2 separate regions of the Homo sapiens genome follow, and region 2 is linked to region 1. A link is an interaction called in ENCODE POLR2A ChIA-PET data of the cell type or tissue named here. Cell type or tissue: MCF 10A. All regions are shown on one strand.

The links. ChIA-PET counts read pairs that join two places held together with the same protein. Peaks named below come from ENCODE experiments on the same cell type or tissue, not always from the same donor. Only the 100,000 strongest peaks of a DNase experiment are listed, where the experiment ranks them.
Region 2: POLR2A ChIA-PET joins it to region 1 with 5 read pairs; 1 of 35 experiments calls an interaction of 5 or more read pairs at or near these places.

What each region holds. Positions count from the first base shown.
Region 1 is chr1:203,523,519-203,531,518 of GRCh38, reverse strand. The region is part of intron 2 of LOC124904488 (a long non-coding RNA gene); the gene reads right to left. Among named protein-coding and RNA genes, the nearest start is that of OPTC, 33 kb to the right of the region's middle. In MCF 10A, no CTCF peak of the experiment used is centred here; a DNase peak (open chromatin) is centred at 4,788.
Region 2 is chr1:204,297,146-204,305,145 of GRCh38, reverse strand. All of the region lies in intron 1 of PLEKHA6 (pleckstrin homology domain containing A6), which reads left to right. Among named protein-coding and RNA genes, the nearest start is that of PLEKHA6, 59 kb to the left of the region's middle. RefSeq lists an enhancer at 599-1,219. In MCF 10A, no CTCF peak of the experiment used is centred here; a DNase peak (open chromatin) is centred at 3,745.

The DNA.
Region 1 (8,000 bases):
AGAGCGAGACTCTGTCTCAAAACAAAACAAAACAAAAACAAACAAACAAAAAACAATAAAAATAAATAAGTACAATAGTTTGGGGTTTTTAATTTTTCTATCTCCGTCTTTGTAATTCTTTGGTCTAACTCTCCTTTTGTTTCTTCTCCCCCCTTGGGTAGAGAATAGAGGAGTGTTATCTGTTGAGCCTCCCAAACCGCAGTGGGCATCATCTTCCCTGGCAGGGCTGCCTGTGAACAGTCATGTGTCCCTGTCTCCCTGGGCTAGCTCTGGGCGGGTGGTGGCCCAGATTTTCTTGCCTCCTCACTCTGCCAGTCTTGGAGGCAACATCAATTCAACTTTCAGGCTATGAAAGCACACAAGGAAACAGACTTAGTCATTTTCTGCTATAAATTTGCAGAGATGCCAGTTTAGTAAACAAAATAAATATATCTTCTCAGTGTATTTGCCTATTATGAATATGTATGAGCTCTTAGAACTTTGGGAGGAGGCAGATTTCTGGGGACAGCTTCTGGATTTAGAGCCCCCTAGGTGGAGAATGGCAAAGGGCTTGCATGCTCTATTTCTCAGCCCCCCACTCCTCACCTCTAAACTGGGCTTCTGAAGAGGGTGAGGAGGAAATCAGATTGGATGAATAGCTATACTTATAAAATCAGTCACTAACACCTACTGAATGCCTATTATGTGACAGCCATAGAGGAGCCGATGCTACAAAAATGACCAAGATGTATAGTCTTGGGCCACCACCAGGGCATGGTCTCCTAGATGAGAAACCTATAAACAAGCAAATTACAAAGTGATACACATGTGTATCACACACGTGTAATAATACAAGGTGTACATGTGTACATGATACAATGATGTATCACACACAATGTGATATCACAAATATAATGTGATAAATATAGCAACGGAAGCCTGTGTGTGGTATAGGGTTTGTTTAAAACACAGATTGGGGTAGGGAAAAATACAAACTGCAAGCAGACACACCTAGGGTCAAATTTCAACTCTACCACTTAGTTGAATACTTTAGATCACTTATTTATAAAATGGGGTCATTCCTTCCTTACTGTTCTTGAGAGTATTTGCAATAATGTACGTAGAGCACTAAATATAGTAACCAGCACCTAGTTGGCACTCAATAAATTATAGCTATTAATGAGAGGCATTGATCATTTCTTTTTTATTTAGGTACAATAAAAAGTTCACGATAGAATTGCCCTTTGCAATGTCCAAGGCACTTTCAGTCCATTATCTCAACACTGGGAAGGAGGTATTTTTGGCCTCTTTTCACAGATCAGGAATCCTGGGCTTAGAGTGGTCAGGAGCCCTGGCCAAGGCCACAAGCTAATGCAGAAATGCTGAGAAAGTATCATTTTTGGGTGAGACAGAGAGCTAGTGAACCCATATCAGCTAGAAGGACAGGAACTGTTCTGCCTTACCTGCATTTTTAGGCCCAAGTGCTGAGAAGCAGGACGAGCAGGAGGAAAGGAATCAGTGCGGCCTTTGCTAACACAGGGATGGCCAAAAGATGGTGGAAGTCACAGAGCCCACTTGGGTGAACAAAATCAGATGATGAAAACAAATGGGGACCCCTGTCTTTTCTTAAAAAATAAATAAAAATAACAAAAGAACTTTACACAAGAGGGGCCAAGACTAGGTACATGTCACAAATTTTGGAACCTTTGTCATTTCCCCTTGCTTGATAATTTAATCTCCCATCCATTCCCCTGAGTAATGAGCAGTGAACTCCTGATGAGGGGAACCACCTATCTACATGTTTTTGGGGGCAGTAAGAAAGTAGGAAATGGTAAAAGAGCATCCTACTGCGTGGGGGCAGCAGGGAAACAGGAACTGGGGGGACAGCACCCTACTGCATGGGAGCAGCAAGGAAACAGGAAATGGGGACAGCATCCTACTGCATGGGGGCGCAGGGAAACAGGAACTGGGGGCACAGCATCCTACTGCATGGGGGCAGCAAGGAAACAGGAACTGGGGGCACAGCATCCTACTGCATGGGGGCAGCAAGGAAACAGGAACTGGGGGCACAGCATCCTACTGCATGGGGGCAGCAGGGAAACATGAACTGGGGGACAGCATCCTACTGCATGGGGGCAGCAAGGAAACAGGAAATGGGTACAGCATCCTACTGCATGGGGGCAGCAGGGAAATGGGAACTGGGCAGACAGCATCCTACTGCATGGGGGCAGCAGGGAAACAGGAACTGGGGGGGACAGCATCCTACTGCATGGGGGCAGCAGGGAAACGAGAACTGGGGGGACAGCATCCTACTGCACAGAAAGAGGAGAACCCCAGGGGATGTGTGGGTGGTGGCAGCTTTTCAGAGAACAAGCAGTTCTCTGAGTTTCGGCACATTCCTGAGGCTAGAAAGGAGACCTGAGAAGAACAGAGGAACCAGTGGGGCCAAAAAGAGGACTTGGGGTTCCACGGTAGAACAGCCAACTGAACATAGAGACAGACTGAAAACCCAGGCCTTCGGATTCCAGACTCTTGTCTCCACTGCATACATTCCCATACAAATTCACCTACACAAACTCTGTGTGCTGGAGGGGATCAGAGGCAGATCACTGAGAGGGTTCATAGATATTGAGAAGGATTGGGTAGTTGGATATTGGCTGCATCTGCTGCTGGGCTGAGAGAGGAAGAAAGCTCAGGAAGATTGCCTAGAGCTTGCCCAGCTCTGAGCCCTGGGCTCACGGTGGTGGCGGTGGGGTGGCGTATCCAGAAGCCCTCTCAAGTTGCAAGAAAGAATAGCCATGTGGGAGTGGTATGGGTGTTGGTCCCAGCCCTGCCATTGACCACTCTATGCTGCTCATTTACACAACTTCCCGGGCCTCAGTGTCTTCATCTGTAAAATGGAGACACAAAATTCCAACCATAACCATTTTATAGTATTCTCAACAAGAACCAACTAAGGCAACAGATGGAGAAGAGCATTGGAAATTGTATAAGCTCTGAAGTGCTAGGAGAGAATTTTGTGTGTTGTTTATTTTAATTAATTTTTTAAAAAATCATGGTCTGACCCACTAGGCCATTTATTGCTGACTTGGAGCTCTCTGATCCTGGGTGCTCTGAGCTTATTTCCCCACGTAGACTGCATGCTGACAGAGAAGGCTGAGGTGCTCAAATCATACTTCTCCATATTTCTGTCATTACTGTCCCACCCTACATGCCCCTCTCACCAGCAGGGCGGCTCTGCCACAGAATTTGATGAGTGGCTGATTGATAGCTTGGCCATGTGTTCGTGGGGATATTCAATTTTTCTTCCAGCATTTAGTCACTGCCTTCCCATCTGTTTGGGTATTGGGGTGGGGGTGGGGTGGGGGGGTGAGCAGCCAGTTTCTCTGCCATCCAGTGTTGGAACAGAATGGCACATGCTTCATTTGCAACAACATGGATTTAGGCTAGACTTTTTTTTTTTTTTTTTTTTAATAGGGTCTCCCTTGTCACCCAGGCTGGAGTGCCATGGCATGATCTCAGCTCACGGCAGCCACGACCTCCCGGGTTCAAGAAATCCTCCTGCCTCAGCCCCCACAAGTAGCTGGGATTACAGGCATGCACCACCATGCCTGGCTAATTTTTGTATTTTTTGTAGGGCTTTCGCCACATTATCCAGGCTGGTCTCCAGTTCCTGGGCTCAAGTGATCCGCCCGCCTCGGCCTCCCAAAGTGCTGGGGTTACAGGTCTGGCCACTGCGCGCAGCCTAGACTAGACTTTAGATAGCTTAGATTAGCTAGAAGGCCTGAGGAATGAAAAAGAAAAGAACTGTGAACTTTTGAAGTTTCCTGGCTAAGTTTTTTTGGTCTTTTATTTTCCAAAGTATTTTAGAGTAAGTTACAGGTATGATTTTTCATTCCTAGATACTTCAGTTTGTATCTTTGAAAAATTAGGGGTTTTTTTTTAGGCTAGTTAAGTAAAGTTAGGGCATTTTGTGTGTGTGTGTGTGTGGTGTATGTGTGTGTAGTGTATGTGGTATGGAGTGTATGTGAATGTACGTAAGAGGGTGTGTGTGTGGGAGTGTGTGTGCCGTGCGTGTGCTGTATAAGCTAATGTGAGTGTGTGGTGTGTGAGCTAATGTAGTGTGTGGTGTGTGAGCTTATGTGAGTGTGTGTGGTGTGTGAGCTAATGTGAGTGTGTGTGGTGTGTGAGCTAATGTAGTGTGTGGTGTGTGAGCTTATGTGAGTGTGTGTGCTGTGTAAGCTAATGTGAGTGTATGTGGTGTGTGAGCTAATGTGAGTGTGTGTGGTGTGTGAGCTAATGTGAGTGTGTCTAGGTGGGTATGTGAGTGTAGGAGTGGTGTGTGAGTGTGTGAGTGTGTGGTGTGTGAGCTTATGTGAGTGTGTGTAGGTGTGGTATGTGAGTGTAGGAGTGGTGTGTGAGAGTGTGTGGGGGGGGAGTTTGGTGTGTGAGTTTATGTGAGTGTGTCTAGGTGGGTATGTGAGTGTAGGAGTGGTGTGCAAGTGTGTGTGAGAGTGTGTGTGTTGTGTGAGCTTATGTGAGTGTCTGTAGGTGTGGTATGTGAGTGGAGGAGTGGTGTGTGAGTGTGTGTGTGTGTGTGTGTGTGTGAGAGAGAGAGAGTGCACGTTTGTGTCAAGTGCACACAGCTCTTTGAGGGGGGGTTTGGCTGCTGCTCTTCTCAGAGGCAGGGGAGTGGGCCAAGGAAGGCCTGGTTCATCCCTCCCAGCTCAGCGAAGCCCTCAGGGAGGGGAGGTGCCCCACACTGGGGCAGGGAGCAGCTGGGGAAAGTTGACTCAAGACAAAGTTCCCGGCTTCTCTTCCCTGGCGCTGCCTTTCCCTCAGGCCCTTTAGTATCCTTTGCCAGGGACTCCATAATCTCTTACTGGGAAACCGGGACAGAATCGAGTGCTGAGTGTGGTACCCAAACTGCAAATCAATGAAGTCTGAATTAAATATTGATTTCCTCCCTTTTCTTTCAGGGAAGTTTCTTGAGAGGAATTGGCTTGCTGGTTTTGTTTTTTGCTTTTTTAATTTTTCATCCTGATCCTTAAACACTACTTATGAAAGACTAATCGTGCAAGGTATAGCCTAGTCCTCTCTTACCCGCCTCCCTCTTTGACTCTGGTAGCTTTCCTCTCCAAAGATGAAATGTCAGCCATTGGGGGAAGTGGCTCATAAGAACATGACTGTCTGCCATCAGCCCACAAGGCCGTGGCTGGGCAAAGGGCAGTCCCACCCCCAGATGCCCCTTGGCTTGGACATTTAGCTCCAGATGGGAGGTCAAGACTTCATCCCAGGCCAAGTAAGCGATGCCAACTAAAGGCTCCCATCTTTAGCATGTCCTGCAAGCTTGCCAGGACTGGGGTAAGGTACTTAGGATGTCCTGGGCCGTAAAAAGACACTGGTGCTTTCCTCACTGCCCCCACATCCCCATAACATAAAGTTAAACCAGAGATAAATTAGAGTAAGGAACACCAAGAATTCTGTTTCTTCCCATAATGATGACCAGGATATCAAACAGTAAGTCACTGACAGGTTTTGGTTTGTTTGTTTGCTTTAGGGACAGGGTCTCACTTTGTCGCCCAGGCTGGAGTACAAGTGATATGACCTTGGCTCACTGCAGCCTCCACCTCCTCGGTTCAAGTGATCCTCCCACCTCAGCCTCCCAGAGTGCTGGAATTACAAGTGTGGGCCAGTGTACCTGGCCTGTGTGGGCCCATTTCTGAGGGAAGTTAGAATCTCACGCCCTGGGCCTGGTGGTCTGTGGTCTAGAAGGCTTCCCCAGCCTCCCTGGAGAACCTGCCAGTGGCAGGTTCTAGGCAGCATTTGAACCCCTCACCCCCATCCCCAAGCCCCATTCTCTTTCCTCTTGTGTGCCAGCAGCTTCCTGGGCCTCCTGCACTTTCAGCCAGCAACTGGCTATGACAGCAGAAAAAGAAAACAGCCAGGTCTCTATTCCCAGAGGACCAGTCTGTAGGGGAGGCTGTTCCGGGATGAGCTTGTTAGCAGAGAAATTTAATTTACTGCCCTCCCACCAGGCTGAAGGTTCTGTGCCTCCATAGAGTCTCCCTCCTGAGCACCCCAGGTTCTTTATGAGAAGTCCTATTGGTCTCAAGGTGAAGGTGTGGAGAATGGAAAATCTCAGGCTGGCTCAAGAGATTGCAGAGTTATCCCCAGGAGAAGATCCCAGGGCTCCAGCTTCGGTGCATCCTCCCACTCTGCCTTATTCGGCTTTGCTGGAAATTCCTCAGTCTCGGTCTCTGGAATGGGTCAAATCTGGGCTTGAATGACAGACAGCATTCATTCACAAACACCTGTTGAGGCCTATTGTGTGCCAGGAGTGCTAAGGTAAAGGAATACTGGGATAAAAACACAGCCTATAATCTGAAAGGCATCTCCCTGGGGAGACAGGCACATACGCAATGACACTATAGTGGGACAAGTGCTGCAATAGGTCTACCCACTAAAGCATGTAAGAGGGACACCTACGGCATGCATGTGGTGAGGCAGGGGTGCAGGGGGCAGGGCTGATTCTGAGCTGATCCTTATGAATGGGTTAGCCAAGTCCAAAAAAGGGTGGGGGATAGGGAAGGGTGTCTCCAGAAGAGGAAACAGCCTGGAGCAAACAGAGGGAGGCATTTAGGAGCCCCCGTGTTGTCTGCAATGGGGTGTCCAGTGCTGTGAGAGACGATAGGGTGTGCATACAGGCCTTGGCATCAAATTGCAGAGGCAGGCTGCCCAAGTGTGCTTTGGGTTCTGTGATGCTGGGAAGTCTATACAATGGGAACAAATAGGACCAGCTTCATGGGGATTTGGGGAGGTAATGAGCAAATGAGATGATCTTTATGAAGTACTTAGCACAGTGTCTAGCTAGGGGTTAGCAGTCTATATATTGCTGTTAGCAGTTCATATCATTACTGATGAATTGTATGATCTTGCAAAAGTTATTTTATAGCTCCCATCCTCAGTTTTCTCATCTGTAAAATGGCGTATTTGTTTGTTTGTTTTTCACAATCTATTCAGTTGTGAACAGATCAAGGGACTGCCTTACTGACTTTAACTTCCCATCTCCTAAGGCAGTGCCCAGTATACAAAGATCAGTCTCTTTTCCTTCCCTTTCCTTTCATTCTTCCAGCCCACTTAGGGCCTAACTGCTCAAAAGAGTGGCTATTTGTTCTCCTTTCAGTTCCGGGGACATTTTGCTCTATACTCAACTTCCAAAAATAGATCTGACTCCAAGTTCCGCACTCTTTCCACTAAACTCCAGTTGCCACAACAAATTTTTAGTCTAACAATGATGTATCGATTTTTGCCTAAAAAATTAGCAATGCATTTTTTTACAAGCCAGTGGTGGTAAGTTTACAGAGAAACAGGCAAGTTTATACATTGCTAATATAATGCTTCAGGTGCAATACATAAACCACTAAAATCCTTTAGGATAGCTAACTGATAATATGCATCAAAAACCTAAACATGTTCAGGTTATTTTTTTCTCAGTAATTCTTGATTCTGACAATCCCAAGGGAATAATCCTAACCACACAAAGAAACTGGTTGCACAAATATATTTGTTGCCACATTACTGATAATAAGGAAAAATCAGAAACAATCTGTGTAATCAATCCTAAGAGAACAGTTAACTAAATCATGATAGAGCCACTTCCTCAAATTTATGAGGTACCCAGAGTAGTCAAATTCACAGAGGCAGGAGGTAGAATGGCGGTTGCTTGGGCCTAGGGGAGAAGAGCGCAGGAAGTTGTTTTTGTTTGTTTGTTTGTTTTTTGAGACGGAGTCTGTCTCTGTTGCCCAGGCTGGAGTGCAGTGGCGTGATCTCAACTCACTGCAACCCCCGCCTCCCAGGTTCAAGCGATTCTCCTGCCTCAGCCTCTTGAGTAGCTGGGACTACAGGCGCCCGCCATCACATTCGGCTAATTTGTTTGTATTTTTAGTAGAGACGGGGTTTCACTGTGTTAGCCAGGATGGTCTCGATCTCCTGACCTCGTGATCTGCCTACTTCGGCCT
Region 2 (8,000 bases), 770 kb before region 1:
TCACTGGGTCTATGTCTCTGTTACGTTGCCAATTTGATGCTCTCTACCACGCACCAGAGGCATACTTTTTTTCCTCAGGTAATTCTTGACTTGGAGTAGATTGCCTTCTTCTCTATTGTCCCTGAATTATTTGAACAGGCGAGGATATGGTAAAATTCAGGGGCTCACAGAAATTTAAGAGGTTTCAGTAGGGTGGTAGATGCTCACTGGACACCTGCTTTATAAAATAACAACCAATGTTTGTTCAGTGCCTTGTAATTGACAGAGTGCCTTTAATATAAGTAAAGAATAGTATGTGTATTAATTTCCCCCTCCCTTCCATACCTGCCCTACTCAGGTTTTCTAGAAGGTCTGAATCCCAAAAGCGTAGGATCTTTCTCTTAATTTTTAGGCTCAAGCTAAAAGGGACATGGAGCTGTCTTCTGGCCCAGTGATTCCCAAGTTTTGGTCTGTGACAGAGTTTTCACCAGTCTGAGGTAAAATAAGAAAAATAGGGAAAATTTACCAATTTTTTTCAGAAAGCAAAATGTATTAGAAGACATCTTTTAGGGGCAGGAGATGTGCTGAAATATTTACTAGCTTATCCTTTTTCAGAGCTGATGGTGAGAGTAGATGGTAATCAGGCTTTTAAAATATCCTTATTTAGCAAAATTAAAAGTTGACAATCTTATATTGGTTGTCCCTGATAAGGCCACTTTTGGGGCAGATTTCTGAAAACTTGAATTCTGATCTTGTCACTACCATCTTTCCCTGCGGGTCTTTAGAATGTGATAAACTGATAAACATATTGAGTCTTTCTCCATTCTTACTTTGTGAGAGGTTTCTACCTCCAGGGTCAGGCCCCCGGTGAAGGAATGTACTCTCACTTCCTCTTCCCCTTTGTCCTGAATAGCAGGGATAGCAGGGCTTTGGGATTAGGACTTGCGCATTCTTATTCCTACAGTCACCTTTTGGAAATGAGGGAGGTCGTCTTCTATCTTTGGAAAAGAGCAAGGAGATCTGTGGATTGGATTTTGGGAATAGTGTGAGAAACATGTTGTTAACTGGGTGGTTGAAGTCAAGAACATTTAAAAATCTTGATATCAATTTTTGAAATGGTGGGTCTTCTTGAACTCTCAAGAATATAGGCTAAGCCTGGCACAGTGGCTCACACCTGTAATCCTGGCACTTTGGGAGGCTGAGGCGGGCAGATCGCTTGAGCTCAGGAGTTCAAGACAAGCCTGGGCAACACGGTGAAATCCCGTCTCTACAAAAAAATACAAAAATTAACCAGACATGGTGACACACGCCTACAGTCCCAGCTACTCAGGAGGCTAAGGCAGGAGGATCGCTTGAGCCAAGGAGGCAGAGGTTGCAGTTAGCCGTGATTGCGCCTCTGTACTCCAGCCTGGGCAATAGAGTGAGACTCTTGTCTCACCACCACCCCCGTACCCCAAAATAATATAGATTGGAGCTTTTGTAAATTTGGAGGCTCCTGGGGGTATTAGAGTGTCTGAGTCTTCTACCTTTTGAGGATTCAGACCTGGAATTACAACAAATATGTGGGAAACCCCAGACAGGTGCCCAGCTGCCAGAATCTGAGACACATGGTTGGTGTGCACATATATGCAGACTTGTATGAGCAAAAGCTTTTAGGAAAAACTCAGTTTGAAACCACCCTAGGACTTGAACTAGATGCTCTTTTTTGAGGTTCATTCTAGGACACTTTTCCTAAAAGCAGATACCCAGGACTTCTTTATATAAGAAAACTTTCTGATTTTTTCATCCCATTTTCATGTCCTGAAATAAGAGCCCTCCTAGCCTAGGAAAGTGGTTAAGATTCCTAAATTAGGAAGGTTGTTCAACTGTGGGGAGAGGGTGAGAGGGTGGCAGATTCTCGAGCTTTCTCAGGGCAAAGAGGCATAGGGAAAATGACTAAAGGGAAGATTGGCTCCGATCTGGAAGACCAGGCCAAGGTGTGTGAGATTTTCTTTTCCAGACAGTTTCTAGATAGTGATGGGTCAGTCCAGCAGCATAGCCCTTAAGAACGGTGATGCAGGAAAGCCTGAACCTGTGACTGATGATGGATACCATGGGGCTGTTCAAACTAGCAGAGGGGGGAAAGAAAGAAAAGGATCCAAGAAGTGTAAATTAAAGATAGCTGCCACTTGAGGAGCTTCTTCAGGTTAGACCCCTCCGTGCTTCATCTGATGGCTCCACCTAGGGTTGGGCAGATGAATGATGGTGACAGGCAGTGGTTTTCTTTTTCTTTTTCTTTTTCTTTTTCTTTGAGATGGAGTTTTGCTCTTGTCCCCCAGGCTGGAGTGCAATGGCTTGATATCGGCTCACCACAACCTCCACCTCCTGGGTTCAAGCAATTCTCCTGCCTCAGCCTCCCAAGCAGCTGGGATTACAGGCATGCGCCACCACGCTCAGATAATTTTGTATTTTTAGTAGAGATGGGGTTTCTCCATGTTGGTCAGGCTGGTCTCAAATTCCTGACCTCAGGTAATCTGCCCGCCTCGGCCTCCCAAAGTGCTGGTATTATAGGCGTGAGCCACTGTACCCGGCTGGCAGTGGTTTTCTTAGCCCACCTCTGGTCCCCTCCAGTGGTGGCTTTCCCCAAGGAGGCTTTCCCCAAGGAGGATCTTTTCTTAACTTTGCATAAGTTTGGGACACAGCATTAGGGAGTACAGCTAAATTCTTAGAGATTAGAATCTCTTCTGAGATGTTCAAGCCAGAAGGAAGAAGGCGTTAATCATGCAGCATGGCTTTTCCTGAATGCAAAGACCAGCCTGGGCAACATGACACATGCAAGGTCAACAAGGATATTCCTGGACTTTTGAAGATGTCCCCCTCCTTATCATGGTGAGATTATGGAAAGCAATACCTGGACTCCAGGGCCAGCTTTGTCTCTAACTTGCTTCATGGTCTTGGAAAACTCAATCCTTCTCTCTGGGCCTCAGATTCTTCATTTGTAACATGAGGGAATTGAATTTGATTGCCACCATCCTCTTTGTTTAATTCTGCATGCCTCAGGTCTCCATGTGATACACAGTAGGGCGTTTCTAAGAATTTCATGTAGATGTTATCACTCCAAGAAAAGAAGCATCCACAACCTCTTTCTGAACTGCAGGTCTACTGCCCAACAGTCGTATGCCTGTTGGAAAAGTGGCTGAAGGTGGCAGGATGGACTAGGTCTTCTCAAGATAGCAGGTCCAAGGTCAGAATTGAGAAGTCCACTTGGACGACTGTGCCTTAGAGTGGGTTGAGTCCATAATAATCATCAGTAAGTCCCTAAAATGTACGACTAGAGCCAAGAGATCTGAGAATTGCCCAACATTTTTCACTGTTACTGACCAGGGCTGGTTTCCCATTTTAAAAGCCTCCTGAGGCCATGAAACAGCATCAGGAGAAACATGCCAAACCTGTTCGGCTGTGTGTTGATATGTTTGTTTCTCACCCTAATGTCCCATCATCATCATCCCCCTCACAATTGGAATTCCTTCCTTCAATTCCTCATAAACTCAAGCCCCCCTTCTCTCTGTTTCCCCCACAGCTCTGTCATTTATCCCCTGGGAATGGCCCTAGGGAGTAAGTGGTACAGATGAAGCCATGGGGTGGTGGTAGGGTGGAGAGAGGGCTGGAAGCCCAATGAGGTGGGGACTTGGGTGGCGTGTTTGGACTCTGTGGGCATGTCTATACCTGAAGTCCAACCAAATAACACATTGCCTCCGCCAGCTCTATTCAGCGTAGAAATGCAGCAGATTGCTGTAGGCTGATGAGCTGTTCTTTGAATCCTCTCCCCTGTCCCATGCCAACATGCATTCCCAGGAGCCAGCTCCAGGCTGCAGGAACCCAGAGACTCTCCAGACTGGTGATGAGGCAAGTGCTTTGACTCGCTGTCAGCATCTTTAGCTTAAATAACTCTGGTGACTCTGCTGAAACTCCTGTCTTCTGGAGCTAGAGAGGTGGCTTGTATAGCTCTATACTTCATTATCTGAAATCTTTGGGGCCTATGGATTTTAGAATGGTAAAGTGGTACACATTGTTTATTACATAAAACCTTCAGTAGGATCTGGAGCAGCTCCATAATCAAACATATTAATATCCTGCAGCCAGACTGAGAGCGTCACATGAGTGGGATAAATAAAGGCTGTAAAGAGTCTCTTGCCAGTTCAGGTCGCAGTTTGCAGCTAAATATGCTCAAGTCAGGTTGAGTTTTGCTGCCAGTTAGGACAAAACTTTCAGTTCAGACATTTGTAGGTTTTGGAATGCTATGAAAGCATTGCGGCTCTGTATTGCCTCATATAGTCTTGTAAGGTAGGAATTGGTCTTCCCATTTTACAGATGAGAAAGCTAGGGTTTAGAGAGGATCAATAACTTGTCCATTGACATTCAGCTGATAAGTGGGCTGAGCTGTCATTCCAATCCAGGTCTGTCTGCCTGCAGAGCTAGGCTTTTCCTCCAAGGTAATACCTCTTTAGAATGAATGAAGACAACTCAAGGGTGGGCACGGGGAGCTCTGACTTTGACATCTTCTCTGATTAGGGGGGTACTTTCTGGACATCTGATAGGGATCATTTATTGGCTTGTTCTTATTTATACATTGACTTCTGGGATCCCAGTAGGCTAATGGCTCAGAAGAGAGGAAGCTAAATTTCAGTCAACTTTGTGGCTTACAAGAAGAATCCAGCTGGCTTTGTCGGGGCTATGAGAGCCAAGAACAAATGGGGTCAAGTTGGATTTAGTGAGAGATGCATTATCTGCAGTGGAAGAAACCCCCATACAGAGCCAGTGAAATGCACAGTGCTTCCTGCTTCCCCACGCATTGCATGGCTGGAGAAGTGTTCCCTTGAGTGGGGACCTGTCTTGAGAGAAGGATTGTCCTCAAGGATCATGAGCCCTGGGTAAGCTTGAGAGTGATGAGCAGCTTGAAATAGGGAGAATTCAATTAGGGAGTCTCTCTGGTCTTCATTAGTGATATGAAAAAACAGTCAAAGGAAGCACTAATTCAATCTGCTGAAGATGCACCCTGCTGTTAACACATCATTGGAAAGATGGACCCTGGTCTGTTGTCTGGGCAATGGCATAGATAACCTCCCTCTTCTATCTTCTAAGTACTGTCAGATGGCGGCTGCCATTTCTGGGTCATCTCTAGGTCAGGCAAGATCTGGACTCTTAATATTCAGGCACATGTGTCCATGGTGTTCCTCTGTGGTGAGGAGCCTGCCATCAGTGAACTCCAAGCAGTAGAAGGGCCGGCTGCTCTGGCAGGGGAGTGGCCTGTGCTTCACTAGGGAGACACCCATTAGGAAGGGTGGTAGGTTAGTTTCCACAGGAACAAAGAACATCTGCTCCAGCCAACTAGAGAACAGATGGGGCAAAAAATATTCTTAAAGGGGACATTAGCTCATGGAATTGGTGCCAGGGAAGTAGGCCTTTCTAAAGAAGACATGAGGGGGCAGGTTAAACCTCTTAGCCTGAGAGAACTGTGAGGCCCTAAGACAGTAGAAGACCCACGTTGCTTTGGAAAGTGCAGGAGAAAGAATGCGAGATGTTTTCTCCCCTCAATAATGGCTGTCCTCTGGGAAAATGTCTCAAAGCTGTGTCAGCTTGCTGGCTGCCGGCTCAGAGCTCCCTGAGTCCTTCGGTCAGCAGTCCTCCCCTGCCACCTTCCCTATGGACCTTAGCTCACCTATATGACACACCCCACTTCTGTTGCCAGCTCCCTCTTAAACATCCCAGGGGCTCTTCTGCACTGGGCAGTAGGAAGCTCACCTGCTTTCTCTGACCCTCCTCTTTCTTCCTGTCCTCTCAGATGGCCTGGTGTCTAGGCTGGTGACAGCCTCCCAGCACCCTTTTCTGCTGTCTTTAGACAAAATTCCCAGTGCTTTCCCTTCTTCCTCCTGTTTGCTTTCCTTTTCTTCCTCATACCAACCATGTGTGCAAAGTCTAGATGGAGACTTTGGGTCCTCTGGAAATTATCTTGTCCCTTCCTCTGGGATTAATTTGTGACTTCTGGGTACAAGTTACTGACTACTCAAAGCAGCTGAAGCCCCAGAGGGGATTTAATTATAAGGGAGCTGGGGTGTCTCTCAGAACTCAAGGTCAAAGAAATGGCTGGATCACAAGAATGGACTAGAAGCAAGAAGCTGAATGCCACAGATATGGTCTTTGCCCCTCTCTGTGTGCTGGCTCATTCACTTCTCTCATTGCAGAGAGGACTTTCAGCTTCCTGGTCAGTCTATAGGAAAGAAAAGATGGAAAAGCAGCTCCTTCCTGTGCACATCACCAATAGAATTGCCTGGAGAAGGGCTGGCCTCTTTTTTCTCTCCATCTCTGTTCCCATCCCTGGGGAGGGATTTTGGCTGAGCTGAGATCAGGTGGCTACCCCATGTAACCACAAGAGTGGGTAGGGTTTAGGCACATGGTTATTTCCTTAACCATGGATCTAGGGATGGGGCCAGTTTCTAGAAATGGGTTAGTACTTTCTGTTGCACATTAGCCCTTCTTGGACCTCCAAGCCTAGGGGAGTCTGGCCTAGAGAGTTTACACACCCCAACTCCTCTCGCTTGGCTCTTCTCCTGCCTGGCATGAGGACGGGCAAGGCCTAGCAAGGAGCAGGGTAGTCTGACTGATGGAACCTGGGGCATGGCTGTGTGTCATTGCCATTCTCCATGTGCAGAAAAGACCCGGAACCTGGACCTTGAAGGCCATTCAGTCCCCGACCCCTCCTCAGGTACCACTCTACCCTTTTAGTAAAGTCTTTCATAAATGGTTTGATTGTTCCATTTGACACTAGGGAGTCAACATTGAAAAGTCTCACTGTTGGAAAGCTCATTGTTTCTAAATTCAGTCTTTCATGATGTAACTGAATCCATCCATTGTCCCTCATTCCATCTGGGGCTCACAAGGAAGACTCAGGCCCACCATCTTGCTTAGGTTAGGATTGAATTAGTGAATATGAAACTATTTTTGCATGAGAAGACAAGGGCTTGGGCCAGGCTCTATGGGATTTGGAAGCATTTTTGACTGGCTGCTGCTCTTCATCGAAGTGAACCCCTGAGGAGAAGAGACACATGTCTGACTACTTGTGGAAATGCCCAAGAGCACTCCTCTAGATTCTTCTTTTCCAACTACTGGCTCCATGGGACCAGAGCCAATTGTGAACCATGAGAAAGGTGTGGAGGTTCAGGCAAGTCAATGGGGAGAGATATGAGGAGTAGGGGGAGGACAGCAAAGGGGTCCTAGATCAAGATGCCGTCTTCCCTCTATCACTCACATTGATGGACCTTGTGGAGGTTGGGCAACCAAAACCTGCAAAGAACCCTAAATCCTTTTGGATCTCTGATAAGAAACAGCTCATAGTTAGCAATGTAGAGGGGACTGAATTTCAGTTCCGATGTTTCTGGTGGTTCCACAAGCTGGGGGGTTGAGACAATGATAACCACGAACGTGTAACAGGCATCGTTTTAGGCATTTTATGTGAATTAAGTCACTTAATCCTCACAATAAATCCTATGAAGTAGAAACTGTTACCCACCCCCCCTGTTGCCGATGAGGAAACTGAGGCATAGAGAGATTGAATAACTTGTCCAAAGTCCCATTGCTAGTATGGAGTAGAGTCAGGATTCTAATCCAGGCATTGTGACTTCCCAGCCATCCTTCCTTTTCTCTCTGACCAACTGGGGAACCAAACAGTTCTACCCCAGGTGAACAGGAGAAAAGACTGCCTGATATCAACTCCCCCAGGACAGCGACCTTGTCCTTTGTAGCCATGTGCTAAGGCCCAGTGCCTTACACCCAGTAGAATTTCTTGTTGGAAAGAGAAAACTTAAAGGGGGACGAGGATTAGTCTTTGTCTTGAGACTTTCCAACAAGAGAAATTTACATTTAGACACTCCATGTATCCATGTATTTTCCTACCAGAAGGTAGTGTTTAGGAGTTAAATGTCACATCAAAGACAAATGTTAGAGCCAGGAGATTTTTCTTTCTAGGAAGAAGGATATGTTAGTTA